Regions from separate parts of the Homo sapiens genome. Here region 1 is linked to region 2. A link is a loop called in an ENCODE intact Hi-C map of the cell type or tissue named here. Cell type or tissue: MCF 10A. All regions are shown on one strand. Each heading gives the region's core, and the rest is flanking DNA. Links, peaks and the distances in the headings are about the cores only.

What was found. Peaks named below come from ENCODE experiments on the same cell type or tissue, not always from the same donor. Only the 100,000 strongest peaks of a DNase experiment are listed, where the experiment ranks them.
Region 1: it touches region 2 in a loop (8-fold over the local background); 2 of 110 quality-filtered maps call a loop at or near these places.

Annotation. Positions count from the first base shown.
Region 1 is chr10:108,199,386-108,207,727 of GRCh38, reverse strand. No RefSeq gene overlaps it. Among named protein-coding and RNA genes, the nearest start is that of LINC01435, 130 kb to the right of the region's middle. In MCF 10A, for the core only: a CTCF peak has its summit at 3,122; a DNase peak (open chromatin) is centred at 3,117.
Region 2 is chr10:107,911,786-107,920,127 of GRCh38, reverse strand. The region is part of intron 4 of LINC01435 (long intergenic non-protein coding RNA 1435); the gene reads left to right. Among named protein-coding and RNA genes, the nearest start is that of LINC01435, 150 kb to the left of the region's middle. In MCF 10A, for the core only: no CTCF peak of the experiment used is centred there; a DNase peak (open chromatin) is centred at 4,717.

The sequences.
Region 1 (8,342 bases), core at 25-8,024, 290 kb before region 2:
TCCTATGGGTATATCAACATTTGCCTCTAAAGAAAAATGCAATGTATTTAGACTTCAATGTCTTAATATTGGTGTAATTCAGATCCATGGTTACTTGATGTATCAGAATGAACTGGAGTCTATTGCTTTCTGATCCCATCACATGACTCACACGTCTTCAGTCTCAGGAAATTCATAAATTATCTTTAAGCCTCACATTCTTGCTCGAGGAAGTCTAGCAATTCTACTTTATTTACCTGATAGATCATGCAAGGTATAAATGAGAAGATGCTTTTGAACTGCAAAGTACAATACTACACAAAAGAATAAGCCATTTAGAGGTTAAATTAAATGCAAATAATGTAACAAGTATAAAAGAATGCATTATTTTACTTCAGAGAAAATATTGTTTTCCATTACTCTGGGAACATTGTTGACACCCTAACAATAAATATGCTAATGCAAGCCTTCATGAAGAGTTCCCTAAACAAAGTTCTCTCTGTGGAGCATTTTCCTGTAACATTTTGTTTGTCAAATTCTAGTTATTGTGCCTTTTAAATATGGCTCAAAATGTGTTTTTCCACCAATTTAAATTGATTTCCATTTAATTACTTCAAATTAGTGAGCTGGTATTCTAATCACATTCACTGACTTGCATCACATCTGGAAATGTATGTTGAAACACAAACACCTCTGCCTTCTAGAAATTACAAAAAGTACCCCTTCTAAAAGTTTTCTGAACTTCCTCTTTACCTAAAAAGTTACCATAAGTAGAAAATTGAAGAGACAGAATAATGGTCTTTTCAGTCCACTCATTTATAGCAATTTATGGTGGGGGAGGGGCAGAGACGTATGTCTTATGTTACCCACACCTGTGTCTCAGCTTCCAGCCTGAGGTCATTCCATAGCATATACTTCAGTGAGTCCAAAATAGTGTGGTGGTTAATTTTAGGTATCAACTTGGCTGGGTTAAGGAATATCCAGATAGTTGGTGAAACTGATTCTGGGTAGGTCTGTAAGAGTATTTTCAGAAAAGATTAACATTTAAGTCAGTAGACTGAGTAAAGAAGATCTGACTTCACCACTGTTGGGGGGCTGGAGGGTGGGCATTATCCAATCCATTGAAGGCCCACATAGAACAAAAAGGGTGAGGAAAAGAGGGTTCATCCTCTCTTCTGGAGCTGAGACATCCATTTTGTCCTGCCCTTGGCCATCAGAACTCCAGGTTCTCCAGCTTATGCTCTGGGACTTATTACAGTAGCTTCCCAGGATCTCAGACCTTTGGACTCAGACTGAGTTATACCATGAACTTCCCTGGCTCTCAAGCTTGTAGATGGCATATCATGGGACTTCTTAGCCTCCATAATTGAGTGAACCAATTCTCACTATTATCTATCTATCTATTTATTTATCTTCTACTGGTTCTGTTTCTCCGGAGAACTCTGAGTAATACAGTAAGTTTCCCTGGCACTCATCTGTTAGACTTACTGTGAGTCTAGCCAATCTTCTTTGCAAAAGCAATGCCAAGTTATAGTCTCCCAGAATCCATTCTTAAACATGTTTACAGAGAGTACACCTAGCACTGGTTCACCATGCAGAAAATAGAAGGTAGGTGATTGTTGCTAATTAATAGTCATGTATTAATAATTGGCTCAATGCATGATCAAGAGAGGTAATGTGTGAATTAAGCTATCAGTACCTCAGAAATGGACAGAAGAGAAAAGTCAATGAAGAATATGACACTGGGGAAGTCTTACTAAAGGAAATTGAGCCTTGGAGCGAGCAGAATTTAAACAGGATAAAATGTAAGAAGTATCCAAGTTAGAATTGAGGGGTGAAACTTTTGAGGGCTTAGGGTGGGTATGTATCTTTGACTTATTTTTTTGTACTTTGCTTTGCAGGGAATGAAATTCAAATCTGTGATTAATTCACGGCCTTACCTTTTTTACATAGTTGAGATGACACTTAATTGTTCAGATTGACATTCAGATCACATTCTGGGACAGGTATTTCTCTTTGTCCAAGGAGACAGCTCCTCCAGCCTCTACTCCATCTATATTGTTTCTAGAGGTATAACATTTTCATGGGACTTCATTCCAGCTAAGTTCGATTGGGTACTTGACCCAAGCTGGGGCAATGAGTGTCTTCCAGAGGAAAAACAATATGATCACTCTCTCCCTGGGACTAAATCTGTGAGACATAAAACTAGGCAGCTCTTGGCAGTTGTGTTTTGGCCATGAGGAGAAAGCTGTTCTGAGGTAAGATAGAAGAACAAGGCTAACACAATAAAAAGAGGATAGCATCTTGATGGTTCTAATATTTCTGAAGTCCAGTTACAAAACTGTTGGTAAGTTCTATTGTTATTCCAGCAAATTCCCTTTCTGAGTAAAAAAGTTCACGTTTTTGTTAATTTGTCTGCTACCCTATTTGTAACCAAAAATCATCCTAAATTATACATTGCAAGTTAGAATTATATAGCAAACTTAACAAAAGGTCCAGGGCCTGGTCTAGTCTATATAATGCCATGTAGTACCTTTATCTGAATTAGAGAAAGATGCCGCCTCTGGCCAGGTACAACTCCATCGGGGCTGTGTTGATGAGGAGACCGCAGACTAGATTCCAACTCTGCCAGCCTCAAAGCCAGATGCACAACCATATGCGGGAACCCTCAGCCTGAGTTGTAAGCACCACTGTGGTTTAAAGTCTCCCTCTATTTCCCAAACAGCTTATCCTTTACTGTGATTTTGTAGCTTGCATAAAGCATCTTTGGATATTCACAGAGAAAGTCTGTGGATAACGACCTCCATAATGACCCACAAATAGGAGAACTTTGGGTGAAGACAATGGATAGTGCTAAATGAGTAAGCTAAGGAGTCGTGTTACTTGAATCTTCTGCAGAAAAAAAAAAAAGTTGATTCCTAACACATTAACACTTTTTTACATTTACACTTGGCTGAGTCACCAAATTATGTTCCCAGGAAAAATGCCAATTGGTATCTAAAAATTATATTACAAAGTAAATGAAGTCATAATACAAAAAAAAAAAAAAAAAAAAGAATGCTCACAGTAGAAAAAGCTATACTTGGACAGGTCTACTTTAGCTTTATGGCCTGCATAGGCATAGCTCTACTCATAGAGGGCGCTCTTCCCTTGGCCAGGTCTGGGATTCTGGAGACACCAAATAAGGCAGCTTCAATTCTCAGTGAAAGTAGTCGAGAAAGTCTCCAAAACAAAAAGCTGATTTTATTTGCATCTTAAAAAGGTGCCCTTTTCCCCATGGAGCAAGGATCTTTAGAATATATAATCCTTTTTGTAAAAATTTCCTTAAAGAATACAATTTAGGTTTTTCACTCAGAGAAGGAAGAATGTTCTTAAACATTCAGGTTTGCCCAGGACTGAGGGGTTTCCCAGCACAAAAGACTTTCAGAGCTAAAACAAAACAAAACAAAATCTCTAGGCTTGAATGGCTCCTAAAGAAGAGCTGAGTGAAATAAATGCAGAGTGGTCCCTTCCCACCATGGACTTCCAGAATCCTAGCTGCAGGAGCCCCCATAACCCCCACAGACATTTGAGTTGGCAGGGAAATGGCCCAGAGAGCAGACAGACAGAGCTCAAATCCACCTGGAGCCCAGGTGGTTTGGCACGGGGACAGCTGCAGTGGAACACAGCTATAGGCGCCCATCAAGGCTCTCCATACTCCTCCAGATAGTTCTGGCCTTTGTTCACTGGTGGACATGGACAGAGCAGGGCTGTTTCTTGCAGGACCAGAGCACGTCTAATCTGCACATCCCCCTGTCACCAGCTTCTCTGAGTCCCTGTCTGGCCACACTGGCTCACAGTGCAGCCTCAGCTGCCCTCCCAGAGTGCTTTTGCCAGTGGCCACCATTATACAACTTTCACTGGTGACCCCCGCTGCCTCACTGAAGCAATTTTGCTGATGACCCACTGGAGCACTTTCACCTATGACCTCATTGCCACCCTACCAGAGCACTTTCATCCACAACCCTCAGCAGAGTGCTGTTGCCAGTGGTCTGGGAGCACATTGGTGCTCCCCCACAATAGCCAGTTTTCAACCTCAAGGGAACAAAGCTGTGGGCCTTGTCCCGGCACCCCCGTGTTAGAGCACATAACCCAGGAGTGCCAAGATGAGCCTTGGGTCTGTGAAAGCAACCAGAAACAAAGCCATTTGACTATGCTTATCTCGTACCACAGTCAAAACTCAAGGGCAAAAAAAGAACATAAAAGCAAAAAGCCATATCCAAAGGACAGTAACATCAAAGGATAAAGGATCATCTGTCCTCACAGATAAGAAAAAACCCATACAAGAACTTTGGCAACTCTAAAAGCCAGAGTGTCTTCTTATCTCCAAGTGATCATACAAGCTCTTTAGCAATAGTTCTTACCACGTTGAAATGGCTGAAACGTGAGACATAAAATTCGGAATCTGGATGACAAGCAAGCTCAACAAGATACAGAAGAAGGTTGAAACTGAATCCAATGAAGAGGACACAATGATCTAAACGTTGAAAGATGACACAGCCATTTTAAAAAAGAACCAAACTGAACTTCTGGAAATGAAAAGTTCACTATAGGAATTTCATAATTAGAAATATTGACAACAGAATTCACCAAGCTGAGGAAAGAATCTCAGAGCTTGAAGATGACTCTTTTGTATCAATGCAGGCAAACAAAAATATTTTCCTTGTGAAACTTTCCTTATTACCTCAGGACAGTGTTGGTCACCGTTTTCTCTAAGCTTCTATACCACTTTGTATATACCATTATAAAAGCATTTATTAACAACATAATTAAATTGTGTGCTAGTTATATGATTGTACATCTGTTTCTTTGATGGACTAGAAGTTGTATGACTCAAGGGACCATGTCTTATTAATTCCAGCTGAATTCATACATATTACAGATTATTAAAGAAATAATGTGAGTAATGAGTATTCATTCAATTAAATAATAAATCAACAAAGAAAGAAAGCAGCTGTACTTTAAATCATTAAAAGATCATTAGCGTGGTAGATTTGTATTACATCAACTTAATTAGGCTTGAACTGTGGTTTCCAGAATTCTCTTTTCTGGATATTTGTTGTACATGTGGCAGAGTACAGGAGAAATCTTGTAATAGATTGGGAAGACAAAGAGAACCAGGAGTCACCTTTTGTATTTAGATTCAGACGGCTGAGAGTAGTACACAGGTACTTTTGAAGCTCGAGTATGGCGTCGGTCACCTGTTATCCCACCTGGTTGATATAGGGCTGTAGATCAACGACCGCTATTGGATGCCCGCCTTCAACTTTTCAGTTTCTGGGTCAAGTAGATATTTAGTTTCATGATGAAATGCATCACTTTCTCCTCCAGTACACCTGTGTCATAGAAGGTGGAAGCTTAGAGGCAATGAGAGACTGACCCCAGTTCCTGTTTACCATGGGTACCAGAACAACCTTGCAGATTCCACTTTGCCATTGTTTGCACCATTCAACTTTTGTCTACCTGCCCCTTTAGATTTTAGTTTCTAATACCTGCCCCAGAAATGGCCACCTCAAAAAGACTGTTTAATAAGCTCCCACCACTACTTAAGATCAATAGCTAATTTTAAACCATATGTGTGTGTGCATGTGAGTGTGTGTGTGTGTATGTGTGATCCGTGTATCCCAGTGATTACAGTGGTTATGCTTTTCTGTGCTAATCTTGACATGGTATCACTAGCCACCAATGGCAACAAAGGCTAAAGGTTTAGATTTTCAATAACACCGGATTTCCTAGAAGGGAGCAAATTTTGTGTTTTAGAGCATTAGAGAAATCTGCTGAACGAGAGAGACCTGGCATTGGGTCTTAACATTCGGAAAGAGTATAGAGAAGAGCCATTTGGGACACCTTGTGAGATAATGATACAAAAGTATGTTTTACTAATTCTTAATACTAACTATTATAGACTAAATTGTAACACACACACTCACACACACAGACACACACATACACACACACAAATGTTAAGTTGAAGCCCTAACTCCTAGTGTCTTAGAATGTGACCTGATTTGGAAAAAGGGTCGTTGCAGATGTAATGAGTTAAGATAATGTCATCCTGGAACAAAGTGAGCCCTTAATCCAATATGAATTGTATTCTTATATGAAGATGACCATGTAAACACAGAAACACAGGAAGAACACCATTGACAATGAACAGAGATTGGACTTATAGGAAGGCTCAAGCCAAGGGATACCAAAGCTTCCTGGGAAGAAGTAAGTAAGGATTCTCCTAGAGTTTTCACAGGGGCATGGCCTAGCCAACATCTTGATTTTGAACTGCTAGCCACCAGAACTGATGTTTTAAATATCTTTTGTTATAAAATATGTTGTTTCTTAGGGCTGCTATAACAAAGCACCCCTCAAGTTTCTCTCAGGTGTCTGCAGTCTAGTGGGTGGTCTAAATGGCCAAGCACAACACTCGGCTGTATTTTTAATGCAGGCCAACAATAGCAACAAAGAGATCTTAACTTGGAAAGTGGCACAACCACAGCAGAAGAGTTATTATTTATGTATTTTGCTTACATAATAGTCCAAGGCATGTGTTTCTGGTCAGCTGATAACTTTCCTCGTTGTGGTGATTCAGGAATTCAGAAGCTTTCATCATGTGATCTCTCTATCCCTTGCAGTATAATCTTCATGTACGTTTGGTCATGGCATAGCAGAAAGAACATGGAGAGAATCATGGGGGTATGTCTATTAATCAAATCTAAAAGTGGGGCTTTCTGCTTTTGTTTATTGGCTAGAACTAAGTCACATGGTCGCACCTACTGCAAGCAGATATGGGAAATGCAGTCTAGCTTTGTACCCAGAATTTTTTTTTAAGGATTTTCCCTGAATAGCTAGCAGTCTGCTACTCAGGGCATCTTGTTTTAGTCAATAATTCCTTCTCCCTCACTCTAACAGTCATTATCTCCCCCAAAAGACTATACCAAGTTGTCATCCTTATCCAATGTCTGGAACATGACATGTTGTACATCACAATCTGATCATTAACTATGCTGATTTTACAGGTATATTTTCCCCAAAGTAACACTTGCTGCATGAGGTAATACAGGGATCTGCTGATCTTAGACTGAATGTCATATTTCAAAGAAGAGTTGTCATCCAATCTAGAAATAGTTTAATTAATTTCTAATATTTTGTGTTTCTGTAAATACAGTGACTATTAATAACAATTGTTTCATTTTAACTGCTATTAAGCAACCTCTGAAAAATCACAATTTGACTGTAATCTCATTATGTATTAATAGGATTGTATACTTGGTATTTTACTAGTACTTTATATATAAATCTTAAAGAAAACCTAAAATAATATGTTATTATTACACTATTCTAATCCAGCAGTGGCCTAGATACGTTAAGTAATTTGTTCTAGGGATTTGAATTTGTGTTTTTCTAGCTTTAGAGCTTATGCTATTTATTATAGAACATAATTCATTCTTTTCACATCCCAGTCAAGCATTTAAAATACACAACATATTGTAATTGGGTCACCATGGACATGGAACTGCATATTTTTGCCCATCAGACCTGCACTAAATTGAGGGTCAAGACTCATATGTATAAATCTCTTAGAAGAGTAGTGAGAATGATGCCTTCTGAAAATGAAGTCTATTTTCTGTGTAATTGTTAGGTCTGTTTTAACAATGACATATTTGTGATGTATAATTGGCAGATGATAGCAGTACCGAGACAGATAAGAGAAAGCTAATGATTCATATGCATAAAGAGTTAAGGTTTTATTGTTGGGGGCCCAGAGCTAAATCAAATAATTGTTCTTTAAAATGGTAACAGTTATTTTAAGGAGTCAGATAATATTTCCAAAGCTTCTTATGGGGCAAAGTGTCATCTAAAGAATCTCAAATTATTTTAGGATTGTTATAAATCCAAATAAAAATACACATTTAATTGCAGTGATAGCTTAATTGAATTTGATTTTAAAATGTTCATTATTCAATTTTAAGCTTATATGTCATTACTAAAGCACACTGTCAATGCTGAATGGTAAGATGATATTTTGTATTGGTTCTGAAATTATCTTTTGAATAGGACAATTGTATTTCGATTTTTGATGTGTGTGTATGTGTAAAAGTATTATTTGTAAACTGTGAACATGTAAAGTATACCACAATTTTGTAAGCCTGTCTAGATGATTAGTTAATTAATTTCTATATACTGGCATTTATGGAAAGTAGAATAAGCCAAGTTTCCTTCAACTACTCAACTACTGAGAAGTCTTGGCTCTACTTCAGGATACTTGGAGACAGCAAAAGTTTTTTTCTAGAACTTTGGTCAAGTACAAATGTCATCTGGGCACTCTGGGA
Region 2 (8,342 bases), core at 317-8,316:
CTTTGGAACACCAAGCTCTGTGCTAAAGGGTGGGAGTCTACCGTGACGCACCATCATCTAAACCCAGGGCATAAAATCCCTCGTGGCCTGGATAGAATCCAGGACTCGTGGCTCTGCAATGTGTCTAGACTTGCTGGCTCCTTGCTCCTTGCTCTCCCAGGATTGATTGTATCTTGAGTTAAAAGAACCTGCTCTCCATTATCTCAAGTAGCAGAGCAGATGCTAAACCATCACAGCTGTAAATCATGTGCTTAATGCAACGTGCACTTTTGAGCTCCACATTCTCACCACCTGTTTCTCTGTTGGCTTACCAATAAATAGCGTGGGCTCCCAGAGCTGGGGGCTTTCGCGGTTTCCATATGCTAGGGATGGCTCTCTGGTCCTAGTTTTTTTCTCTCTCAAGCTGTCTTTTTCTCAATCCTTTAACCCCGCTGGACTTTGTCACCCCCACGATCTGGTGTTGGGTCTGATCACCCCAACAGAGATCCTCTTATGAAGACAATTTGATTATATTTTCGTAGAGTAGTTACACAGTGCTGGGGGGACTGTTTCTTTCAAGATTTTCTTTTTGCCTTTTTCTTACAGCATTTTCACTATGACGTATATTTGTGAATCTCTTTGCTCTTATTCTACTTGGTGTTTGTTGTGTTTCCTAAGTTTGTAGATTACAGCTTTTCAATAAATTTGGGAAGTTTTTCAGCCATCATATTCTTGAATATTTTATCTGTTCCTTTTTTTGTTTTCTACCTCTATTACTCCCAGTACAGATAAGTAGGTGTATCTAATAGTAACCCCACATTTCTCTGATGCTCTATTCATTTTTTCTTTTTCTGCCCTTTGGAAGTATAATCTCTATAGATCTATATAACTTCTCTAAAGCCTTATATCAGTTTAAAGCTGTTACTGAAACCACCCTCTAGTGAATTTTCATTTTAATTATATTTTTCAACTCCAGAATTTCTATTTTTTTGTATAATTCCTATTTCAATACTATCTTTTTAAAGCAACATTACCGTCATACTTTTAACCAAGGTTTTTTAAAATTCTTTGAGCTGTTTATAATGGTTACCCCTAAATCTCAACTTTATCACTTTCAGTTTCTGTGGACTGTTTTTTCTGGTGTATTGGTCATACTTAATCTGTTTGTTTCTGCTTTGCATTCCTCAATTTTTGTTCACAGTAATTGGAAACTTAAGATAATGTAGCAACCCTAGGCACTTCAACTCTCCATAGCTTATTACTGAGGTTTGCTTACTTACTTAGTGATAGTCTGGATTATTTTAGAGCAGTCTAACTCTCCTCCTCACTCCCCTGTAGTGTGAAGCCCCTGAAGTTCATTTTTTTTTTGCCCTTTGGAAGTATAATCTCTATAGGTCTATATAATTTCTCTAAAGCCTTACATCAGTTTAAAGCTGTCACTGAAACCCTCACCCCAGTGAATTTTTATTTTAATTACATATCTTTCAACTCCAGAACTTCTATTTGTCTTTTTTGTAAAATTCCTATTTTTCAATATCATCTTAGAGTAATGTTACTGTCACATTTGGGTATCCCAGTAGTTAGTAGGACAACAGTGATTATAAGGCCTTCATTAAGGGTCTCTTTCCCTAATACACAGCTGCTATGTTCTAACTGATGACCAATTCTGACCAATTGTGCCGTTGTTTTCACTGATGCGATGGGGCATGCCCATCACAGGTTAATCAAATTTAGAGTCCTTTAAAGCACGGGCCCCCAACCATTACCAGTCTGTGGCTAGTTAAGATCTGGGCCACATAGCAGAAAGTGAGTGGCTGGTGAGGGAGCTTATTGCCTGAGTTCCGCCTCCTATCAGATCAGCAGCATTAGATTCAAATAAGAGAGTGAACCCTACTGTGAACCATGCATGCAAAGGACCTAGGTTGTGCACTCTTTAGGAGAGTCTAATGCTTGATGATCTGAGGTGGAACAGTTTCAAGCCGAAACCATCCCCCACTGTCCGAGGAAAAACTGTCTTCCACGAAACTGGTCCTTGGTGCGGAAAATGTTGGGAAACTGCTGCTTTAAAGGGACAGTTGCTGAGGTCAGTGTTCATATTTGTTTGAACCAGTAGTGCTCTTTCTGCTGACACTGTCCTCTTCTCTCCACTGAACTGTGAACCTATCATTTAGCAATGAATCAATTTCCCAGTTGCTTTTCACCGTCGCTTTCACTGTTGTGCTGAGTGCTCTCAGGGTTGAACTTTTTCAATCTCATCCTTTGGGGTATACAGGTATAAAAGGAGCTCTCTGTTCTATATCCTGTTTCTCATTCTGGGCAAAATATTTGAGCTGCTGCTCTGGTGCTCCAGGCAGGGAAAGCAACAGGCCGTAATTTGAGTGACCTTGAGTTGCCAAATGACAATTGATGTAAGGTGGGAAGCAGCCTCAGATCTCTTAAGATTGCCCTCTCACTGAGCAGCTACCTTCTCAAGAGTCTGAGCACTCTCTATTGTATTATCACAATTTTTCTATAACTCTACACCTATCCTAAAATTTTTTAAAACATGGTAAAAGAAATGCTCAACTTCAGTGAATTCCCATTAATGAGTCTCTTGGACTACCTCTTCAGTGTAGGTGTAGGGATGTATATTTGGCAGGATGAAGAAGTAGCATTTATGTGGAGGGAAGCAAAGCAAAACACCTGCATTTTGCTAATTTTTTTCTGGGAATTGTCTACATATCCATTTTGCTAGCATGCTACAATGATTATAAATAATGTAGACCTAAAATATTAAGAACATTATTTCAAAATCATTAGTGATTACCCTTAAATTTCATTGCTTTTTTCCAGTTCTATTTTTGCATAGGGATCTATCTGTACTTTGATACATTAATCTGGATTCCTACCCATGGAGTAATTACTCCACATAGTGTAATTCTCACACACTTATCCTGACATAAAAAGAAGTAAGGCTTACAAAAAGACATTAACAAGTAATTCTGCAAATCTGTGAAGCTTTTGTGAAATGAGAAACAGCTCTTCTGGGCTAATGAGTAGCATTTGTGATTTGGGATGCCACGAGAATCCCAGATTACTTTCTCCCATCTATACAACACAACTGGCCAAAATACTGCTTTGTTAGTAGGGTGCAGGTTTATTTTCCAAAGATAAGCCCTTACTCTTGGGTAGTAAAGGTATTTTTGGAGGCATATTCCATGTTCTTTTCATGACTGAACTAGCCAGCTTACCATTTAGGACACTGTGCTTCATGGAAGCACTGAAATTTAAAGGCTGAGATAGTTGATCTGCTGGCATTTGCTTTTGTGTCTTAGAATGGTCTATGGAATGAAATTTATCTTCCAAAAGCATATTTTATGAAAGCTTGCGTATAAAACTTTCCCATTACAAGTTAGTAAAAGCTGACTTATTAACAGCTACTCTTCAAAGTGGTCCGATCACAGATTGAGAATTTTAATGAAGTTACCATGAAGGAAATGAGTTATGTGTCCGTGCACACACACACTAGAATTTTTACTATTTTGTTACAGCTGTTATCTTTTGGATATTTGATTGTTGACTAATACATACAAGAGTGTTATTAGTTTTGTAAAGACCGCAAAGGAATCTGAAGACATTTCATCCTTCTGAAATAAAACTATCTACTGGAAAAGGTTTAAGCTTAAAAAAATAATTTGAAATTTTCAAATTTCCTTTTCCTTCCTAAAATCTCCACTTGAACTTTATACTAGCCAGCAGCAGGGGACCTGGCTTGGCACATATTTTTGTAATACAATTGAATTTTAGGCTCAAAAGATTTTCCAGGTCATTTAATCCAATCCTTTTATGTTTATCAGACCAAATTTTCTATTGTCATTTAAAAAAGACTATTTTTAAAATTTCTTACATACCTTATATTCTGCTTCCACAAACATCTGACACAACCACAGTTCAACTTCAAAACTAGTAGGAAATTAAAAAGTTATGATATGACCATTCTACACACCTTAGTCAACTTTTGCCAATTGACCTAATGTCCTTTTGTTGGACTAGGATCTAATTCAGGATCATAGGATGTATTTTCTTACTCCTAAATCTCCTTCAATCTGGGACAGTTCCTAAGTCATGAAAGAACTTCGTGACGTTGACACTTGGAACGTACTGTTCCTTAATTTGTAGAAAAGTTCCTCAGTTACAACTTGGTCATTTTCAAACTTTAAGCAACCAAGTGTGGTGATTCTCAGGAACTCACAGCATATTAGTGGTGAGCACCTTCATACACAAATAGAAGATTGCTAACCATATGCAAAGTTTATTCCAAGATTTCAGACGGCATGCCAGCTGCTTCAAGGGTTGAGGTGGGGAATGTGATACAGGTCAATGAATTGGTTTAACAGTCATATAACAAACGTAGTAGATAAGTCTCCAATAGATGTCCGATTTCCTACGGAATCTTGGGTTTAGAGCTAAACCCTGGGACTAATTGGTGTGCTCCAAATGAAAATGTTCCCAAGCCACAGTTTTGAGTTCCTTTCTTTTCCCCTAGTGTGGTGTGTGTGGTTTTTTTTTCTAAAGCCATAGTGTAGGCTCACAAAACATTTAGAATATGGCTAGTAACAAAGTGCTCTTTCAAATGGGATTACGCAAGACTGGCTTTGGGCAGAGTGAGTGCTACAGAAGGTCAAGAAAAGGGAGCAAAGCTGGAGACTGATGGGAAAAACCCTAAACACACATACGCTGACGCTCACAATCATGTACTTCATAAACATACTTCATCTGCACACGGCCCCACCTCCGTCCCCGCTGCCCTTCTGTGTTTCTCAGCCAGGACACGCAGCCTCTGCTGTGGGTTTACACCAAGGTGCCAATGTAGAGACTAAAATGGACAGAGCAGGAATCCCTCTCCTCTCCAGGACATTTGCTGGAGTCTCCAGTGAAAACGCAGTAAACAGCAGGCAGGGTCCGTGGCGCTTGCAGTTCGACCTCAACCTGCAGCCACGGAGAGCTGTGGGGAGAGCGGAGCTGAGGCCCCGGCAGCTCCCGGTCCCGCACCGGGCTCTGCTGGCGGCTGCCGAGTTCCTGAGACTCCTGCCCCCGCCCGTGTGGCGGCGCCTCACTCCGCACCTGCGGCAGCCCCTGCCCACGCCGCCTCCACCCGCCCCGCCGCGGCCCGACTTCGCTAAAGTTAGGGTCCTGAGCTCCAGCACCCACAGCCGCCCGCGCAGAGCCCCGCGCCGCCACCTCGGGTCCCGGACCCTTCGCCGCCGCCCTCGCTCCCGGGATGGGAAAATTTGGCGCCGGTGAGCGCGTTCCTCGGCGGCGCGGCGCGGCGCTCTGGGTCCTCCGTGTCAGGGCGTCTGCGGAAGCGGCTCCGGTGGCTCCTCTGCTCCTCGTGGCACGCGGCCCAGACCCCCAGAGTACTGTCCGTGCCGGCACTGCGAGACCGGGCTCCTGCTGCTCCTCTCTCCTCCTGGGGTGCCACCAGCGCCCAACGATGGGAGAGGTGAGCAGGAGCCTGCGGGAGCGCAAAGTCCCTGAAGACTGGGGGCGACGGCAGCATGGAACTCCGCGGCAAGATGAAGATCCCTGGCTTCCGGATGGAGGAGCTGCGGCTCACTAGCAGCCTGTCCGCGGAGACGAGGAACCCCACCCACAAAGATGGTTCCTGGGTGCGACCAGGCAGCGTTGCGAGTAGCAGAGTGGTGATGGGGTGGGGTCGGGGAGCGAAGCGGGGAGGGAGTGTGAAAGTGGGCTTGGAGGGTCAAGGGCAGAAGGTGATTTGAGGCTTCTGACTTGAAGTGTGCAAAATAAAGGCTATGCTTGCCTTCGCCAGGAAGTATTTCATCTCCAAGATGGGCCTCAGTCCTCCTGGAACTCCCATCTTCATCTCTAAGCTCCAAACCTGGAAAAAAACAGCTTTCAAGTAAGAATGTAAATCCCTGGTTTCTGTCAATATGGCTTGTGAAGCTGAAGACCAGGCAGAGTAGGGTGTTAAATAAGTGCATAGTATGCGGTGGTGAAAGGGTTAACGTTGTAGGGCAGGCTGACATTGCCCTCAAGGATTCCCACTTCACTTGCTGTAAGCTTACTCTGGGGGCTCCTGTCTGTGATGACAAATGTCTAGGTTAATTTAAAGGGGACAAAATCTCAGTGGACAATCACTGCCTTCTAGTGTGGTCCCTGTCTCTGGCACTGAGGAGATGGAAGTTACATGGAGAGCAGGCACCATCTTTCTGAGAGAGAAAGTGATTAAAGCTGGGGCTTTACAGCTTGTGAATTGATTGTTCTCCAATGTGATTTAGTCCTGGAAACATCAATATCCAAGGGACTACAACTCCCTGTTCACTCTTCATTGCCTGACCACCTCTAGTGAAACCTGAAATAAAGACTTTTCCATATGAAGAAGGGGATTAAGATTCCAGGAGGCTGAGCCTGGGGAGGGAGAGTGGGTGTGTGGTGAGCTTTTGCAAGACAAAGTAGCAGGGCTGACAGCTAGTCATTTTTTTTTTTTTTTTTTTTTTTTTCCCCGGCCATGTCAGGAAGTTTTTTTGTTTGAGTGAATAAATCTGAAACTCTTTAACCTATCAGAAGTATCAACTTAAAGTGAACCTGGAAACTTAGTGACAAATAGTAAAACAACAGCTTTGGTGATTAAAGACCATTTAAAAGTTGTCGAGGCTACCACAGAACAGGCAGTGAGAACACGGTAATCAAAAGTGGGTAAAAATGGAACACATAAGTAAATAGAAGTTAGATCTGGAAATTGCGAGTTTGCTCTTTGAAATATGCACTGATTATCCAGCTCAGTATCAGTCACCATACCTTAGTTTGTAATGCAATTGCAAGAAACCTTCCCAGAGACATGACACTGTATTCCCATTATTAGCTTTTAAAATAACAGTTTTGGACAGTTTACAACACATTTACTCCTTGGGAATTCTGTTGTACATACTTATAGATTGTATTGAGGCAAATCATAACGGCATTTAGCATTGATAGTCCTGTCCTGAGAACATCCACACAGCTCTAGTATGTTACCTTAGGACAAAGGGTTCTGCTTTATGTCGTTCTGTAGAATTTTATTGAGGTAACTGCAGTAGAGATTTTATCCAGCTCCTGGAGACATTTGACTTCACTGCCTACGTTAACAATCATATCTTTTAATATCAGTAAAATATTCAATACTATTAACACATCACCACTAAAATAAGCATCTCACTTAAATCTAAACTTAAAAAATGTTTCCCTTCTTTTGGTAGTTAACTCAGAGTTGCTGGCTTTAAGTGCATCAAATATTATAAGCACTGGGAAACAAAACTTTTGGACTAGAAATAGATACTGTTATACTAAGCTGCAAATTATTAATCCTGAAATATTTTGGCCTGACGGAGAGATTATGCATCTTTGGCAAACCAAATGTTCACTTAAATGACAATGTTTTGTCAGATTGTGTGTGTGTGTACATGTGCACACATTTATACTTACAAGTCCAGTAGAGACAAGTGTGGGTCAGGCTTTGGATAGGTGGCTTTTGCAGTAAGTCTACTAAGGCTATTGAATGTAGTAAGTAATAGGGGAAGTGACTTAGTGTTTTAGCACCCAAAGTTTGCTAAGCAGTGAGATCTCTCACCTCTGAAGTCTTGTATTTCCTAACGCCAACCTCCTCAGCCACACACACACTTTTTCAGTACGTATGTTCATGTTTTCAAAAAGGGCTAATTTCATCTAAACACATTTATCTGTTTCAGCATCATGAAGGAGGTAACGTTTAAAGCTATTTTTGTAAATTGGAGCAGGGGAGGATCAGATGAAACTTAGATGGAGGAAACTGAATTAAATGAAAGCAGAGTGGAGACCTGACTTGTAGTCTTATTTGTTATGTACCCTTGACAAGTCCTATTTGTTGTAGTAATCTGCGTTTGAATTTTCTCATCTGTAAAATGGGGTCAGTGCCACTCAGAATTCATCCACAGAATCACATAATTTGATAGAAATAACAGGGCATTATTGTTGTAAAGTCCTGTACATGGGTGTGTCACTGCCTTTCCACTATTTTTCTTTCTCTCAGATTAATAAAGGACAGTTCATTAACCCCAAATCTAATAATAAAGTTGAAGACTTATGGTTTCTCACTTAGATATCCTACCTTAGAAAGAAGCACCATACGCCATAATATACATCCTTTGGAGTTCTCTGATCTTTATCTAAAAGTTTGCTGCTAAGAGAGACTAATGATTATAATAACATCTGAACGACAGGTACAAATAGATGGTCATTATGAGCTGCCCATCTAACTTTTCAAGAATTCTGGATGGTTTCCTTGCAGCATTCCTCTCTCCTGTTCCTTTTGCTGATGCTTTTGGGGAAGCCTTTTGAAGATGTAA